Linked DNA regions of Mus musculus: region 2 is linked to region 1. The links are chromatin loops, found by intact Hi-C in ENCODE. Cell type or tissue: left cerebral cortex. All regions are shown on one strand.

Region 1 (2,500 bases):
AAATAAAGTTAAAATAATGTGAAAACGCTTGCACTCAGATCCCCGGCTCCATGTGCAGGACTTAGTGCCTTTTGTGAAGTCATTCTGTAAGACCTATACTCCTTGTCTCCGTGTCCTCTTTAGAAGTGCAGAGATCTTAAGTGAAGCCAGAGGTGAGGCTTCAGGATTATGTCCGCCCTTTTCTCAGCAGACTCTCTGTCCATCTGTCCACACAAGCAGCGACAGTGCCAGAAATAGGACAGCACTGTCCAAGAACACGTCCAGCACACAGAGCTCAGGCTACAGCTGCCCTTCTTCAGTTTCTTGTTCATCTGGTGTTTGCCACATTGATGGCTTCCACAAAGTAAAAATACTTGCCTACAACAACAATGGCCATTGGACAATGGTCTCCTCCCCATTTCTAGCACTGAATTAGAAATGCATCAAGCTTATATAGTGTGTTTTGCCTGGGTTGCTTTGTGCTTGGTTTGCTTTTGAGACAGGGTCTTCTTATGTCACCTGAGTTGACTCTGAACTTCCTGCCTCAGCCTCCCGTGTACTGGCATCACATGTGTGACATGTGTGTGCAGAGAGAGAGTTTCAGACTCACTCTTCATCATCTGGTGGCTGACAGGCTTCCCTGAAGCTTGTCATTGTTGTTTCTAATAGTGGCTGGAAAGTACTGGGAGGAACTAGAACAAATCAGAATGCCACAGAGTTCACTCTTCATAGAGACGCAGCCAATTTTTTCTTGAATAAAATATCCCTGAGATACTAAAAGCCAGAGAGGAAGGAAGACAAAGAAATCTGTTCCATAATTTAGTAAACATTTACATTTATATGGTAACAAATTTATCCCCATACAATATTAATTAACATCTTAGTATCACAAATAGATAGGAAGTAAGGACGGAAGGAATATGGATAGATAGATAGATAGATGATAGATAGATAGATAGATAGATAGATAGATAGATAGATAGATAGATGATAGATAGATAGATAGATAGATAGATAGATAGATAGATAGATATGGAACTCTGGTCATTTTAGGATCTGCATGTTTGGAGACATCTACTCGCCACAGAGCTGAGCTGTGCTTGTGGAAGACAATGAAGCAGGAGAGAGCATTCCCGAGCCACTCCTGCACTTCCTGTCCAGTTCAGTTGCCTCTTTAATTCCTAATGCACTGAAGAACTAGCCTCAGCCCTCTCTGCCTCCCTTCAGGATGTGCAAATGGCTTTACTATGGTGAGTCAAGGCTCCTGGTTACTGCCTGTTATTCTGGAACACTCACAGCATCCATCCCCTAAGTCTAAGCCAAGTAACCAACTAGACAAAAGAAAGCAGCAGGGAGAGAGCAAGGTGGCACATGGGGACCTTTTAGTGTGGCTGACCTAAGGTCTGTCCCGAATGAGCACAGAAGGTAACATAACTGAGGGGCCATCTTCCCCCAGAGCTCAGTTGCTCTCCTGGATAAAAGCCCTGGAGGGCTTCTTGGGTTCTCCCCGGCAGAGCTACAGTTTGCTTCAAAGCTATGCACGGTGCTCCCTCTGCTGGCTCTGACATAGCCCGACTACAGCTTAAAGCAACTACAGTGAAATAAATGCCAGCACTGGGTGACCCTCAGCACTGCTTGCCACGTCTCTTACATTTGACTATACTTCCCGGCAAAGATGGAACTCAACCTTTTCTCTAGCTTTTTAAATGGTGTTAGGGGAGGTTGATAAATCACTGTACTTTTAAAGCATTCATTCCACACCTAAGCCTACACGTAACCCCAAAAGCAGGATAAAACCTGGATTTCTACCTTCATTTCCTTTACCTTGGGTCACCTGCTTACCTCTGTACATAGACTCAAGCAGCGTCTGCCTAAAACCCAGGCACACCTAACCTATTGCACTCCCTTTCACACCTGTCTTTGTTACGGTTACTGTTGCTGTGATGAAACACCATGCAAAGCAATTTGGAGGCTGGTGGCATTTCACTCACAGTTCCATGTAACAGTTCATCATCAAAGCAGTGAGGCCAGGAAATCCAACAGGGTAGGAACCTGGAGGCAGAAGCTGACACCGAGATCCAAGGAGGGGTGCTGCTTCCTGGCTTGCTTCCCATGGCTTGCTCAGCCTGCCTTAGAGAGCTCTAAGGTGTGATACCGCCCACAATGGACTGGGCATTCCCCCATCAATCACTGATTTTTAAAAAATGCCCTACAGGCTTGCCTACAGCCCATTCCCATAATGGTATTTTTTTAATTATTTTTTTATTTAAGAAATTCAGGAACAGAACAGGTATTTGTTATGGAAAAGCAGGAAACAGTTTTTATCCACTAATACTTATTTTAAAGTATTTCATTGTAAATGGCATCTTACCAGTTACTTTCTTCAACACTATGTCATTCTGGGATGGCTGGAGCATCTAAACATTGGCCCTTCGCTGTTGACCACCCCAACAGTGAGGCTATGTCTAGGGGGATTGAAGGGAATGCCAAAGATCCGAGGAGGGTGACCAGAGGACTAGGA
Region 2 (2,500 bases), 300 kb before region 1:
TTTAGGGAGGAGCCGCACCGGTTGAAACTGGATATAGTGGGAGGCACTCGATCTGCTGTTGCGGATTCCCTTGCAGTTCCTGGAGCTGCCTCATTAAAGGCTGTGAAAACCATGTTGTCGCATGCAGAAGCCAGCATGCTTCTGAGGTGACTGAGAGGCCCAGATGCTCAGGACTGTGCATATCGCTATGCATTTGTTAAGTAAAAAAAAAGATTCTTCTCTCCTGCAGGACTTCAGAATCTCTAGAATGAAGCCAAGAAATCTGATTTCATCAGGAGGGTGGAGCCTGAACTATTATAGGCTTATGTGTGTATATGTATACCCTAGCCTGCCTCGGAGCGAAGCCAAGCCTTCCCTGGAATAAAGTGAACATGCGACTCTCCCACCAAGACTGGGCATGCAATGGATGGTGTGCCTGGCATGGGTATACCAACTTCTCACCACTCTTAGTTTCTTAGAGAGCCATGAATGCCTTTGAAACCATTTAAGTTCACATCTACTGTGATTATCTAGTCTGAACCAAGAGATGGTGGCACCAGCATCATTGTAAGTAAGATGGGGAAGTATCTGCTTTAAAAAAAATAAATAAATATAATGAGACAAAATCCCTATTTCTAATAGCCTTAAAATATCATCATTAATACCTCTCCATCTTTCTTCAGATCGCTAAATTGGGAAGAAGTCAAACCTGGGAGCCCCAGGAACCTCATGGAAACCTGCTTCTGTGGGTTAATAATTTAACTGTCACACGTGGGGCAAGCACTTAGCTCTAAACCTTTTGTAAAACAGAGGGAATGATCCCACCAGATTTATGTGCTATAAAGACGAGATATGATAATATATGTAAAACATCTAGCACAAGCAGACAATGAACGTGTGTGTGTGTGTGTGTGTGTGTGTATACGCGCATGTGCACACACACACACAATCGACTCCTAGTTCTGCCACCTCTGCTCGCCAAGTCACTGGCATTCCTGCTTCGTGCTGCCTTCTTTGCATGCATGTTAATGATTTCCTGAGGGTGGGTTGAGTGCTATTTTAACAGCCTTGTGTCGTTCTACTTGTTAGCAGTTACAGTGAATAATAAATGCAGCTTATTAATCATTCTGGATGGTCTCCGCAACAGAACACGGCCCTGGCAGCTTTCCTTATCAAAAGGCTAAAAGAGGAGTCTCAGAAGGGACAGAGCTCGATCACACAGCTCAGGTTCCATACACCCTGGTTTGTTTCTCCAGCGAGATCCACTGATGGGTTTCTCTCTAGTAGAAAATCCTCAAGGTCCTTTCTCCAAAACGATGAAGCACATAATAAGCCCTAGGATAGTCAGGCACCCAGGCTGGCATTCCACTTTCTCCATTTGGTAACTGGTGACCTTGACAGATGACTGACCCCTTCCACTCTCATCTTACCAGGTTGTCCTTAGAACTAAATAAACTTAAGATATCATACTTTGCATGCACAAGGTAAGAATTCAGATAACTATTCTTAATTCAGCTGACACATCTTCTGACATACTCTCAGAGCGAGGGGCCACTCCCTTCAAATAGAATATGGTCCCCATTTTCCTGGGAAGGTCAACTTGTCTATCAGAAGCTCTACAGATAACTATAAAATTAGGTTGTGGAGAAGGGGAGAAGGGTGGGATTGAAGACATCTACAAATTTGCTTTGGTGCATGCTTGAATACACACACACACACACACACACACACACACACACCAATTGCCCCCTCCCAAAGAGGGAAAAATTGACCGAAAACTTAGAAACCTACAGATTAAGTGACTGACTCAAAAATTCATATCTACTTTCAGACTTACAAAAGGAGTAATAGTAGGACTACACTAAAACCCCATCCTTTACCATGATTTCCAATAGCAGTGGCAAGGTCAAGAGTCTATATCAGGTAGATTAAGAACTGTTCGTGTTCTCAAGCTTTAACTGTGCAGAGGAATCGCATATATTAAAATGCACATTCTAATTAAGTAGGTTGGGAACCTTGAAATTCTATATTTCCCATGTGCTCCTAGGTGGCGCTCACTACCCAGCACCCCCACTTTGACAAGGAAGGATTCAGACAAACTCAATAAATTTACAAATTTATCCTTCCTAAAAGAAATCAAGCCCACAGTCATAGAAAACTGGCTGGTCCAGACTTTCCCCGTTGACATTCTCCTTGAGAGCGCCCACTGTGGAGAGCATGTAACCGACAACCAGGCATCTAGAACTTGAATTTGGCCTGAGAGCTCACTTTGACAACCGTGAAGTGACTCCTTCATCCAGAGCACTAATGCAGAATTGGGAATCATAGCAGTAAGCAAATCAAGCACTCTAGTGAAAGGGACAATAAACAAGAGGCCAAGTCAACAAACAGCCCGTCAGGGGGTGATGGATGCTATAAAGAAAAGGAGTACAGGGCAGGAGAAGAGTGTCAGGCCTTGTTGGGTTTTCGTGGGCTAGAGTATTTCTTTTAGACAGGAAAGGTATGGTTGATAAGCTGAGCT

What was found. Hi-C counts contacts between places; a loop is a spot of excess contacts. Peaks named below come from ENCODE experiments on the same cell type or tissue, not always from the same donor. Only the 100,000 strongest peaks of a DNase experiment are listed, where the experiment ranks them.
Region 2: a loop joins it to region 1, with 3 times the contacts of the local background. A loop is called at or near these places in 4 of 42 quality-filtered maps.

Annotation. Positions count from the first base shown.
Region 1 is chr5:99,898,740-99,901,239 of GRCm38, forward strand. No RefSeq gene overlaps it. Among named protein-coding and RNA genes, the nearest start is that of Vamp9, 6.3 kb to the right of the region's middle. In left cerebral cortex, a CTCF peak has its summit at 1,542 (motif pointing left); a DNase peak (open chromatin) is centred at 1,529.
Region 2 is chr5:99,598,584-99,601,083 of GRCm38, forward strand. The region is part of intron 1 of A930011G23Rik (RIKEN cDNA A930011G23 gene); the gene reads right to left. Among named protein-coding and RNA genes, the nearest start is that of 4930405H06Rik, 14 kb to the right of the region's middle. In left cerebral cortex, a CTCF peak has its summit at 108; DNase peaks (open chromatin) are centred at 185 and 1,068; H3K27ac peaks cover 731 bases.